2 separate regions of the Homo sapiens genome follow, and region 1 is linked to region 2. A link is a loop called in an ENCODE intact Hi-C map of the cell type or tissue named here. Cell type or tissue: gastrocnemius medialis. All regions are shown on one strand. Links, peaks and the distances in the headings refer to the core of each region. The heading gives the core; the rest is flanking DNA.

The links. A loop is a pair of places that touch in the nucleus more often than their neighbours do. Peaks named below come from ENCODE experiments on the same cell type or tissue, not always from the same donor. Only the 100,000 strongest peaks of a DNase experiment are listed, where the experiment ranks them.
Region 1: it touches region 2 in a loop (16-fold over the local background); 1 of 110 quality-filtered maps calls a loop at or near these places.

Annotation. Positions count from the first base shown.
Region 1 is chr5:151,037,637-151,042,636 of GRCh38, reverse strand. It overlaps TNIP1 (TNFAIP3 interacting protein 1), which reads left to right. Exons shown (of 18, transcript NM_006058.5): 11 at 1-97; 12 at 3,412-3,540. Among named protein-coding and RNA genes, the nearest start is that of GPX3, 20 kb to the right of the region's middle. In gastrocnemius medialis, for the core only: a CTCF peak has its summit at 2,418; DNase peaks (open chromatin) are centred at 2,276, 2,766, 3,587, 4,646 and 1 weaker place; H3K27ac peaks cover 5,000 bases.
Region 2 is chr5:150,242,913-150,251,103 of GRCh38, reverse strand. CAMK2A (calcium/calmodulin dependent protein kinase II alpha) reads left to right here. Exons shown (of 19, transcript NM_015981.4): 10 at 294-416; 11 at 795-878; 12 at 3,290-3,332; 13 at 5,903-5,943. Among named protein-coding and RNA genes, the nearest start is that of CAMK2A, 43 kb to the left of the region's middle. In gastrocnemius medialis, for the core only: no CTCF peak of the experiment used is centred there; DNase peaks (open chromatin) are centred at 3,983, 4,393 and 5,503; H3K4me3 peaks cover 723 bases; H3K27ac peaks cover 3,422 bases.

The DNA.
Region 1 (5,000 bases), core at 1-5,000, 790 kb before region 2:
GAAGCAGGTGACTGACCTGGAGGCCGAGCGGGAGCAGAAGCAGCGTGACTTTGACCGCAAGCTCCTCCTGGCCAAGTCCAAGATTGAAATGGAGGAGGCAAGTGTGACTGCTGGTCCCTGCAGAGTCAGTTCCCCTCCACATTAGCGGAGAGTTCTGTGGAGCAAACAAGCCAGGGGCAGGAGTCAGGAGACCCGGGGGTCTAGTGCGAAAGAGCTAGGTGACCAAAAACACAGGCACGTTCCTTCCCTGCACTGCAGTTTCCCATCTGAAAATTGAGAAAGTTACATTAACTACAGCTTTTCACATTTTCTTGTTTTTATTCAGAACTTTTTGTTCCATTAAAATTGTAGGGAATGGGGAACTGTACAGGGAAGCACACCATATAAAAGATCTAAGCAGGTGGCCGGGCACGATGGCTCACAATCCTAGCAACTGGGGAGGCCGAGACGGGTGGATTACCTGAGGTCAGGAGTTCAAGATCAGCGTGGCCAACATGATGAAATCCCATCTCTACTAAAAATACAAAACTTAGCCAGGTGTGGCAGCAGGCACCTGTAATTCCAGCTACTCAGGTAGCTGAGGCAGGAGAATTGCTTGAACCTGGGAGGCGGAGGTTGCAGTGAGTCAAGATTGCACCATCGCACTCCAGCCTGGGGAACAAGAGTGAAACTCTTGCTAAAAAAAAAAAAAAAAAAGATCCAAGCAGGCCTGCTGTATGGCACTTGGTGGGGTGGGATGCTGCCAAGTGTTCAGCATAGTGATGGTGATTTGTTGGGGAGGGGCTACAACATGAGACAGAGCTTCATTTATCCATTCATCCCGGCATTTGTCTTCAGAGCCTGTCTCAGGCATTGTGCTTTGGCATAGAGTCCACAGGAACAGCTCAACCCTGCCCTCGCTGGGAAAGAGGTGCCAGACAACTAATTACAGAAGCAAATAAAGTAAAAGTGTGTTAAGTGTTGCAGAGAAGGCCGGGTTGGGTGGCTTGTGCCTATGATCCTGGCACTTTGGGATGCCGAGGTGGGAGGATTGCTTGAGGCCAGGAGTTTGAGACCAACCTCAGTGACATAGCCACACCTTGTCTCTACAAAAATTAAAAAATTCACTGGGTGTGGCAGTGTGCACCTGTAGACCTAGCTACTCAGGCTAATGTGGGAGGATTGCTTGAGCCCAGGAGTTGGAAGCTTCAGTGAGCTGTGATTGTGCCACTGCACTCCAGACTGGACAACAGAGTGAAACCCTGTTTCTCTAAAAGAAAAATGTATGGCCAGGCATGGTGGCTCATGCCTGTAAACACAGCATTTTGGGAGGCCAAGGTGGGCGGATCACTTGAGATCAGGAGCTTGAGACCAGCCTGGCCAACATGGTGAAACCCCGTCTCTAATAAAAATACAAATATTAACTGGGAGTGGTGGCGCATGTCTGTAGTCCCAGCTACTCGGTAGACTGAGGCACGAGAATCGCTTGAACCCGGGAGGCGGAGGTTGCAGTGAGCTGAGATTGTGTCACTACACTCCAGCTTGGGCAACAGAATGAGACCCTGTCTCAAAAAAAAAAAAAAAAAGTACTACGAAGAAGAAGTTACAGAGATCAGAGAGTGGGCATAAGTGAGACCAGATTCTTTCTTGGGGGGAAACAACAGGTCCCCTGAAGTAGTAGTATCTGCCCAGTCATATGTATGAATGAGACCAGCCAAGGCCCATCAGGACCTTGGAGCAGCTTAAAGAGGAAAGGCCACTTGACTGCCAGACTCTTGGGAGATTTTATTTATGTCACCATGTTTTCCCCTTCATGGGAACTGGGCATGGTCTTTTGCCTAGCTTAAAAATGGACATTTTCAACCTGGATTGCCTTTCACAGTTCCTCCCGTCAGCATGGGACACCAGGGGCCTTATTTGAGCAGTCAGCCTACGTCTGTGACACCCCCTTACCTTGGAGGTGTGGTAGGGAGAACACTTCTGTCTTTCCTTATGAGTGCACAGTCATACCTGGTGACTCGCAGCCAGACATCCTGGCTCTTTGGCCCCTCTCCCTTGCTCACAGTGGTAGGTGAGACAAATCCCTGGAATGTGAGGGCTCTTCCCTGTCAGCTACAGGGAAGGTAGGACGTTTCATGACAAGGCGTGGCCCTGTAGATAAGGATGAATTTCGGTAAAGCCCATGCCCATCCGGGAGCCTCTTGATGGGGAGTCCAGAACAATTCCCAGGGAGGTCTGACCAAGCCTGCCCTCTGCAGTCCGTACTGACTAAAGGTCACACAGGGCTGGGTGAAAACTAACCCCTGCGACTGGTCTCTTAATCACATGCTGTGAATACACAGTTATGAAATGTCCACATGCTACAAAGTGAAAGTTTCCCTGGACTACCTCCCACTGCCATGATCCCAGGCCCTCCCTAGAGGGAACCACTGTTACCATTTTGGTGCATCTGTTTCCAGACCTTTCTCGCATATATGTACACATAGGAATATATAGTTTATTTGGGGATGTGCCTGGTCTTTCCACTGCACTGTGCTGCCATCCCCTAGTTTCAACACCTCCTTTGACATGGAAGGAGAGAGAGCAAGGGAATAGGAAACCTGGGTTCTAGCCCCAGCTCACTGTGTGGCCTTGGGTACGTCACTTCCCCTCTCTGGACATTTGTTTCCCATCGTATTACAGGGCTGGGGCTTGATGCTGTCTAAAGGCCATCCCAGTCTTGGCTGGCTGTGGCGAAGCCCTGCTGGTTCCGTAGAGGGTATGGAACCGCCTCCTGGAAGCCTTCCCTCAGCTGTGGTGATCTTTCTTTTAGCCCCACAGTATTTTGTTTCTTTCTGGAGGAGCACTCTCTGCCTTATGTCACAGTTCTCTCTGGGCGTGTCATCTCTCCTCTAGGCTCCAAGGCTGTATGAGCTGCAGTGTCTGTTAGGGATTATCCGTAGTTTATCGCTTTCTGTGGATCACGGAAGACCCCCATGTGAATCTGGTCAGAACTATGGCTTTTCTTTCTAGCAGATTACACACAACAAAATTTCGCATTCAGTTTTGGGGCTCACAGGCCTCCTGAGGTCTCTGTGTGACTCACGTTAGGAACCCCGTACCTGTGACAGGTAGGTAAGCTTAGACAAGAGAGGGCTGTGGCAGTGCCAGGGGTCTCAGCTGCTTAGTGGATGAACTGGTGTCGGAATCCAGGGTCTTTTACTCAACTGAGCTACTGCTTTTTCTTTTTTTAATTATTATTTTAAATTGACACATAATAATTGAGGGCAGGACCGGATGGACATTACTGTACCGACCCCAGGTGCTTTGCATGTGAGCATTGTGAAGTGATGGCCAGGGGAGAACGTAAGGGCTGGGCCAGGCAGGACAGAGAATCCGAGGCCTCCTGGAGAGGCCATCCTAGCCAGCTTACCAACCTTGTATTCCCTGCAGACCGACAAGGAGCAGCTGACAGCAGAGGCCAAGGAGCTGCGCCAAAAGGTCAAGTACCTGCAGGATCAGCTGAGCCCACTCACCCGACAGCGTGAGTACCAGGAAAAGGAGATCCAGCGGCTCAACAAGGTGGGTGCCTTGGCCCGGGTCCCTTGGCTGGGCTCCCTTGAGTCCAGCTGCAATGCCCACCCCATCACTGGCACCCCCAACCATTCAGCTTAGGAAGGGTAACCCCCAGTCAGTGAGCTGGCATCCTGTTTCCCGCCTGCTCTGCCATTGCCTCCCACACTGGGAGTGACTCAGCCCTTGAATTAGCCTGTGTCACCCTTCCCTCTGGAGGTGCACTCTTCCCCTTGTGCCTCACCTGCCCACCCTGCTTGTCAGGGTTTGTTTTACCCTCACTTGCTCAGCAAAGCCTTCCCAGAATCTCATTCAGGTTGCCCTGGTCTATGCTCCTGAGGTACCAGCAACTTCTCTGACACTCCTTCTCATGGCTCGTCATCACTTATTTAATTCTGTCTTCCCATCTGGTGGTGGGAGGTGCATACTTTCACCAAGGTGTATACCCTGGGCGCCTTGTACAGCGCCTGGCATCAAGCACATGTTCAGCAAACACTGATGGGAGTGGAGGAGCACGGGCTGAGGGGCCCGCCCTTGTGCAGTGGGATCCAGGGAGATGGGGCCCCCAGGGTAGAGGCTGAGGAAACCAGAAACCCTCTGGTCTGAGCCAAGCGGAGTGGTCTAGTCCCAGCTTAGCCTCTCCAGCCTCTCCAGTTCAGTTTTGCCATCCGAGCCCTGGTGGGAACGGCTCTAGTTCTGCCTGCTTTCCAGCACATTTCAAAGATGCAAGCTGACAGGAGGGAGCTTTGAAAGGAAACATTCTCTGAGGGCCTGGAGGAGTTAAGTTCATGGCTCAGCTTTTCGTTTCGTGCTAATTGTTTTTCCTTTCCCTCTGCCTCCTGACCCTGGTGACAGTGGACTCTGGCATGAGTTGAGCATTCCTAGGCCTGCTGGGGAAACCCTTTCTTTTTGGTTTTGGTGTTTTGTAAACACTGATTATGCCAAGTCTGGGGCCCTTGACCTGTTTCCAGAGAAAGAAACGCGATCTGTCCTGAGCTGGGGGACTTGGGGCTCTAAATCCAGGCAGAGAATTGTCCATGTTGCTGATCATAAAGATGACCTTGGAGGTTTTCTTGGCAGAGCCAGGGACAGACACCATGTGGATGAGTAATGCAGGGCATGTGGCCTTCTTTGCTCATGACCTAGGCATCTCCCTGTCGCTGGACCTCAGTCTTTTCATTTAAAAGTGGGGTGGAGTAGGAAGATAAAGTGGAGCCATAACTTCCCCTCGGAGCATCCTGAATTTACTCTCGGTCCTGCAGTTTCTTTGCGTGTCTAGGGGAGCTGAGGAGACCAGGTGGAAGCCCGAGTCCAAGTTGGGCCAGGTCTCTATCTCCCCTCGGTCCAGGGAGGCCCATGGGCGATGCTGTCCTGGGGCCAAAGTCCAGGGTGCCCAGTCTTGAGACATGTTCCAGAGTTCTGAGTAACATGTTAACAGAGTTAAAGGGGAAACACGGTTAACTGAAACC
Region 2 (8,191 bases), core at 1,302-6,301:
TCCAGGCCTTTTGATTCTGAAGTCTGGGCTAAAGCCACTGACCGGCTGCTCTGCAAATAAGGCACAGTCTCAGAAAGATGGTTGGAGGGAGGCCTCCTTTCCCTCTGCCGTGTTCTGATTTGTATGGGGCTAGGGCCCTCCCCTGCAGTGAGGAGCCCCAACTCCTCCTGGTGTGGATGTCCGAGTGGATGGGCAGTAGGACCCCTGCCTGCTCCCCTGCCAGTCAGGGGCTGGGGGATCGCAGGGGTGGCCTGGGGCAGGCTGGGCAAACCTGGCCTCTCTGCCCCTTCCAGTTCCCATCGCCGGAATGGGACACTGTCACCCCGGAAGCCAAGGATCTGATCAATAAGATGCTGACCATTAACCCATCCAAACGCATCACAGCTGCCGAAGCCCTTAAGCACCCCTGGATCTCGGTGAGCCTTCCTCAGCAGGACTTCTCCCAGGAGCCCCTCCAGACCTCATGATCCAGGCCCCCACAGAGTTCTGGCCCTTCCCCTGGCCCATGGGGCCAAGAGGGCTTAATCCAAGAGACTGCCCCTGCTGTGGTTCTCAGGGGTAATGTGGAAACGAGGAGTGAGTGTTCTGGGTTGGCATACAACTGATGGTGCTACTGGCATTGAATGTCTGGTGCCAGGATGCTAAACACCCTGAAGCATCTCCTAGAGCAATGAATCGTTCTTCCCAAGATGTCAACCACACCTCCATTAAGATGCCCTGCTGAAGGGTACCCTTGGGTGGGCCTGTCTTCCAGCCTGCCTTCCACTCACAGCCCTCTCCCCTACTTCCTCCAGCACCGCTCCACCGTGGCATCCTGCATGCACAGACAGGAGACCGTGGACTGCCTGAAGAAGTTCAATGCCAGGAGGAAACTGAAGGTAACAGGTCCTCACCCTCCACAGTCCTGGCCATGGGACTAGCTCTGCCTGGGTCTCCACAGAGGCCAGGAGACTCGCTCACTAATTCTTTCCTTCATTGATTCAATAAGCATTTATTGAACACCTACTGCATACTGGACAGCAGGTTGGGCTTGGGGAGTGAGCGGTGAATGACTGAGCCCTTGCTCTAGTGGAGAGGACAGACAAGTTCCTGGGGCGTTATGGGGCAGTGGTGAGTGCCATGCCTGGGAAAGCCTCAAGATGGTGGCAGAATGCAGCAGGACAATGGTATTCTGGGTCTGGAGCCAGGGGCGTTTAAGCTGAGACCTTGGAGGATAAGCAGGTATTAGCCAAGTTAGAGTCAGAATGGGAAAGTGTGGCCGGGCGCAGTGACTCATGCCTGTAATCCCAACACTTTGGGAGGCTGAGGTGGGCAGATCACCTGAGGTCAGAAGTTCAAGACCAGCCTGGCCAATGAGGTGAAACCCTGTCTCTACCAAAAATACAAAAATTAGCCAGGCATGGTGGCACATACCTGTAATCCCAGCTACTCAGGAGGCTGAGGCAGGAAAATTGCTTGAACCTGGGAGGCGGAGGTTGCAGTGAGTGAGATCGTGCCATTGCACTCCAGCCTGAGTAACAGAGAGAGACTCTGTCTCAAAAAAAAAAAAACAAAAAAAAGAATGGGAACGTGTTCCAGACAGAGGAAGCAGCCTGTGCAGAAGTTTGGAAGTGCGCCTGACCCCTTAGGGGCACCACAAGTGGTTCAGAGTGGCTGGGGAGAGCTTTTGGGGGTGAGACATGACTGAACGTGAGACCCTGGTCAGGGAGGCGCCCCAGCTGCCCAGTACTGTGGAGGAATGGCTGAGGCACTCAGACAGTGATTGTGGCCCTGAGGAAGCTCAGTGGCACCCAGGTGGTCCCAGAGCTTCACACTCTTGCAGGTTCTGTGTGCTCTCAGGGTGGTGACAGCTCCTGGCCTGGCCTTTGCCAGGCACTGAGGGGCCCCTGGCCAGTGGAACAGAGGAGCCGTCAGCACGCTGGGGATGATGAGGGAAGAGGCGGAGGCCCCAGCTCTTGTGGAACCTCCTTATCTGCTGCTCCCAGGCCTGGAGTGGAGGCTTAGGATGGGGACACAGACCAAGGGGTGGTGGCCAGCATGATGCCAGGAGAACTGAGTCCCATCCCCATCCTGCAGTGGAAGCTGTGTCACAGAGGAAGTCTCAAAATATCAGAATCAGGGATTCTTAACATCATAAGCAGTGGGATTCAGACAGTGTCAAGTCAGGTCTGAATCAGATGGCTCTGGAACAAAAGGGGCCATTAGCCCCCAGCCTGCTTGTTGATGGAGGAGGCTTTCTCTACATTGAGAATCCTCCTGGGATTCAAAAGATTATAAATCATGGTGCTATAAAGACACATGCACACATATATTTATTGCGGCACTACTCACAATAGCAAAGACTTGGAACCAACCCAAATGTCCAACAATGATCGACTGGATTAAGAAAATGTGGCACATATACACCGTGGAATACTATGCAGCCATAAAAAATGATGAGTTCCTGTCCTTTGTAGGGACATGGATGAAGCTGGAAACCATCATTCTCAGCAAACTATCGCAAGGACAAAAAAACAAACAGCGCATGTTCTCACTCATGGATGGGAATTGAACAATGAGAACACTTGGACACAGGAAGGGGAACATCACACACCGGGGCCTGTTGTGGGGTGGGGGGAGGGGGGAGGGATAGCATTAGGAGATATACCTAATGTAAATGACGAGTTAATGGGTGCAGCACACCAACGTGGCACATGTATACATATGTAACAAACCTGCACGTTGTGCACATGTACCCTAGAACTTAAAGTATTATATAATATATATATATATATAAAATAAAAAACTTGGAAATAAAAAAAAAAAAGAGAAAATCCTCCTGGGATTCTCTGAGCCCAGGGGCCATGGAGGGATGAGCTAGTCCTGGAGCAAGATGCTCTCAGCACGGGGCAGAGGGCTAAGAGGTGGAGGGGTTGGGGGACACGAGGTCTGCTGTTGTTGCCCAAGCAAGAAAAGTCCATCATCTTCAGGAGCCTCTGCTGGTAGGTGTCCCTCAAGCTCTTCAGCTTGGGCGGGCCAAGGGGCCCATTAATATCTGCCCCTAGGACGGCCTTGTCCCAGGAGCTGTACTGGCTAAAGCCTAGCTCACCCCGACTTCTCCAGGGGGCGAGGGATGGGCTCTGGGCTGGGGTTGGGGTTGGGACAAATGGAGGGGCAGGGCAGAGGCTTTGGCTTCTTCTCTGAATGCAGCACCTGCCTCTCCTTCCCCGTGGCCCTCCCGTCTCTCTGTCCCTCCTGGGTCCCTTCACTCCGGCCTCCTCTCCCACTGCCCTCTTCTTATGTCTTGCAGGGAGCCATTCTCACCACGATGCTGGCCACCAGGAACTTCTCCGGTAGGTGGCAGGACCTCAGGGTCCCCAGTAAGCCCTGCACCAGTTCGTTGGGGGCACCGTCCTGTCAGATATTGGAGTGCCCCCAGGCCACTGGGCCTGGGGAGAGGGAGTTGTAGAGGACTCTGTGACTAAGGGCTTAGCTCACCTGCCACGGCCTGTACCCAGAAGTGAAGAGAGGTCAAAAGTCAGCAAGCCCAGGGCCCACCAGGACTGGTTACAGATTTAGTCTGGCTGCCCACTCCTACAGCAGTGCTGGGGTTCTCAGGCTGGGCCGCCTAGAGGGGAAGGCTTCTGATTGCAGGGGATTGAGTTCTAGATGGGGTGGAGCCAGGTCCAGGGAGTAACAATATTGCCCACCATGATTGGAGCCCTGTGCTAAGCAGTCCCGTGCTTCCACTCAGGTGGCCTACATGACAAGGCAGCAGAGGGGATGATGGGGGTGCTGCCATCCCTATTTCTGGGATGAGGAAGCAGAAGCTCAGGAAGGTGAGCTCTGACTTGTCCCAGGTCACATGGCTAGAGAGGCAGAGCCTGCATTCAGCACAGGTTTGACCAAACCCAGGGCAAGTGCCTTTAACTGGATTGGGTCACCAGTGAGTCCAGGGCAGGAGCGTCCCAGGCCCTTGGCCAAACTGGGCTGGTTAAGGCAGGGAGTGCCCAATCACCTGAGGCATGTGGCTTTGCAGAGAGAAGGGGAAGGGATTATTGTCAGGGTTTAGCAAGAAGCTCCTCTTGGCACATCAGAGAGGGCTGGGGCCAGTGCCCTCCAGAGGCTTCCTTCTGGGGAGCGCAGGCCGCTGGCAGGCAGTAGAGGAGATATAGATAGCAGATAGAGCAAAGCTCACCCGAGGGGCCCTCTGACTGGGGCTGGGGCCAGCCGAGAAAGCTGCTGCAGATTTGTGGCCAGCACCACAGCAAGAGGGCAGCTCTGAGAAGGGGGCAGCTGGCTGCATTGAGTGGGTCCACCTGCCCATGTAACCAGTTGGGAGGAGTGAGACCCAGAGGTGGGCAGATACTAGAACTTCTGACTGGGCTTTTCCTACCTCGTTAAACTGCCTTCCCACCCTCTCCCTGGACAAGGATCCTGCCATTCCGTAAACTGAAAGATGAGCTACCCAGATAGTCAGAGTCTTTTTTTAACAACTGAAGCACCCTAAAGAACTCTAGTCCTGAGCTCACAAAATGGCGGCCTGTGAGCTGGATTGAATCTCTTGATATGCTTTGTGGAGGTAGGGGTGTTTTAAAAATTTTTTTGAATGAGTTTCTAACACTTAAAAATTAGGAAATTTCATAGAAAACCCCAGATTGCTGTCGTCTCTTGAAAATTAGACGCTGTGGCCTCACTGGACCCACGATCCTGTGACAGTAGGCTGGAGCTGAGAGGGGCGTCTACCTTGAGGCTCGAGGAGAAAGCACTCCCCCTGCCCCACTGCACATCCTAGTCCAACCCTCCAAAGCCTGTGGTGAATGGACAGCCATTCCTGTCAGCTTCGGGATCCAGAGGTGGCCCCTGCCTTGGTTTGCAAGTAGGGAACTTGGAATGAGAGCCTCGAAGGGGTCATAGGTGGAAATGTGGGGGTGACTGGGAAGGTGACCTGCCATGAGCCCCATGCCTCAGAGCCCCTGGGGCATCAGTGGCTCATATGACCCTCCTCCCAACTCCCCCTCTCAAGGCCACCAGGAGAAGTCTTATCATGGCTACCATTTCCTGAGCATGTGCGGCTTATGGGTCAGGTGCTTTGCTAAGTACTTCACAGATACCTTGTTTCATTTAAGGTATTTGCTTAAGTCTGAAGCAGCCGGATGCCTGTGGGCAGGGCTGGACATTCAGGCCATTTCCTGGCTGATGCCCACTTCCAGGGCTCTGGCCAGGAGGTGAGGAGGGAGGTAAGGGGAAATGACAGCAGGGGAAGCCCCCAAAGAGCTGTTGCTCTGGTTGTCCCTGCCACCCGGGCCATAGCCAGTGCCAATATGGGGCTCTGGAGTCTGAGGTTGGGGAGGCCTATATGGCCTGAGGAGAGAGGCAGGGGATGGGTGCTCTGGCAGGGTGGGCCCCAGTGGGGGCATCTGCTTCTTGTCACTGGCAAGACGCAGCCTGCAGCTGTCCGGAGTGAGTAGGCAGGGCTGACACATGACCTCCGCAGCAGCATGGGGCTAAAATTAGAGAGGGCCAGGGTGGGGAGGGCGTGTCCAGCCTGGGGCCAGGCAGCCAGACCTCGGGTTGGCCACCGCCAGCACGGTGGTGACAGGGATTCAGAGGGAATCCCCGGGCTGAAACAGCAGCCCACAGTCCTGGGACATGTTGGACACCTCCCTCAACCCATGAAGCCAGAGGGTTACGCTTGAGATTGCTGAGAAGGCGGGGAACCCAGGCAGTCCCTGGGCCTCCAAGGAGGGAGGAGGAGGAGGAGGAGGAGGAGGAGGAGGAGGAGGCCTCCCCCAGGATCGCTGGGCCAGCTCTGCTCCCTGCAGTCTGCCCTCCGGCTGCGTGTGGATGCTGCTCGTCCTCGCCCTGTGGGCCCTGGTGCCCTGCCTGGCGTTGTTAACCCTCTACTTTTTCTCCTCCACAGGAGGGAAGAGTGGGGGAAACAAGAAGAGCGATGGTGTGAAGGTAAGCCCCTCCAGGAGCCTGGCAGGGCTTGGCTCTGGCAGCGTTTCTGCCAACAGAGACCGGCTTTCAGGCCTGGAGCAAGACCCGGGCCTTGCTGATGGTGTCCTGGGCAGACGTGGGCCACATTTGTGGCCAGGCTGTCTCCAGACCCACGACCTAGGCTTTGGTGCCCACCGTTGCGCCGTGACTGTTGGGGGGCAGATGGGAGAGGGGGGACTGGAGGAGGGTGGAAGTGACAGGTGTGCTGGGGTGGGGGCAGGCGCAAGGAAAGGGGCAGGTCAGAAGGAGATTTCTGTGGTTCTCCGAGGCTGGAGAGCTGGTGTGCAAGAGAGGGTGCAAGGAGAGGACAGAAATGGTCATGAGGGGTGACCTCCGTCCTGCCTATGTGTGGGCTGGATCGGGCCCCTGCCCCGCTGTACACCTTAGTTCCACCCAGAAAGCTCGTGGAGGATGGACAGCCATTCCTCTTGGCTTTGGGTTCCAAGGTGCCCCCTCCCGGCAAGGCTTGCTGGTGCTGGTTCAGTTCCAAAATCCCCTCCCGGCTCCAAGGGCCTGCCCTGTCCCACCCCTAGAGCCCGAGTTACCCTGTGGTCCCTCCACATCCTGCGGTCCTCCTTCCCGTCTCTTCTCTCTTCTCCCTCTGCTCTCTGGGGCCTGGTCCCCTGCTCTCTGCAGTTCCCTCCTCCTCTGCCACTCGATCTTATCCTCTCTTGAGACCCTGCCTTTTTCTGGGCTCAGAGCCCTGCCTGGCGAGGGCCCCAGGGCTGGGATGTGCCCAGGACATTGGAAGGTGTGGGATGCTGTATGAATACAGCCAGATGTGCTGGTGGCTTGATGGCTTTGTCTAAGGAGGCATTTATGGTCTCTGGCCGCTGGTTTTGGTCTGTCAAGGTTGCATGCGAGGGAGTCTGGGCTAGATGTCCAAGGCCAGGATTGGGTCTCCCCTCTGTACTTAGCCTTCTCCTCCCAGCTTGAATTTTCCCCTAAGTACAACGAGTGGGGTGTGGATTTGATGATCATTTCCAAGATTGCAGCTTTAAAAACAAACAAAAAAAGCAATAAAATCCTATCTAATCATTCTCCCTTCTCATCTTGGGTGCTAGAGGAATACATAATTATTTGGTTATTAGTCCAAGACAGTGGTTTTCAAATTGAACTCTTTAGATCCCAAAGGTACTGGACTGGGGAGGCACCTCTGGCAGCGGATGGGGTGCTGTGGGATGTGGAAGGGGGATGCCAGGTTAAATGGTTCTGGGCTTCTCATACCCACTTCAACCAGAGCATGATCATGGTGAAGAGAGCCCTTGGGCTTGCCTGCAGCTGGACCTCGGCTGGGTATTTATATTCCCTGAGCCTGCGCTTCTTCATTCATGCAATGAGGTTAAAAGAGATCTCCACCTCCTAAGCCTATTGGTGAGGATTAACTAATACAATGCGCCCTGAGAGCTTAGCAAGGTGCTGGTATGTAATACACACTCATGAGATGCTAGGCACTATTATCTTTCCTCTATTTTATGTATTAGACTTTTGGGTAAAATTTCTCTTGAAAACCAAGTTTTCTCAAGAATATTTGAAAACCACAGATCTAAAGCCAACTTAATTTATAAAGTTAACAGGCACTCATTCCAAATCCTGTAATGGAATCGGGCATTGAATTTTGGCTTGCCTGCTGTTTTGGGTTAACCCTGAGCCAACCCGCCATCCCTCTATGTGTAGGGGTAATAGAGGGATGTGCAATGTGGGAGCTGCCAGCTTTGGAGTAGCTGGGGCCCTCTCTGACCCCTGTGTGGAGACGCTGAGCTAGGGGTGCTGGGCGCCCTGGGGAAAGCAGACTTCCTGGTTCCGATTTGGGGGATGTGGGGATAGAGACCAGAGACACCGGTGGGTTGTGGCCCAGGTAACTAGAGGAGAAGGAAGTAGAGAGAGAAGCTGCCCTGGTCTGCTTGGCTCTTGGATGTAGCCCTGGTAGAGGCTGGGCAAGGGGTCAGGAGAGGCCTCCATCAGGCTGGTTCTTGGGAAGAAATGCTTATTAGCTCTTTTAGGGCAAGGCCAGGAGGCAGAAGCTGCCAGATGGCAAGGACAGCTCACAGCATGGTGGGGCTCTGCTGGCCACTGCAGGCTTTCCAGTGGGCACAGCTGAACAAAGCGTCACTGCTTCCTGTGGCGCAGGACAGACTTCTCAGGGTGGCCTGGGTGTGGAAGAAGAGGAGCTCAAAGGCAACTCCTGGCCCAACCATCTCTTTGTAGC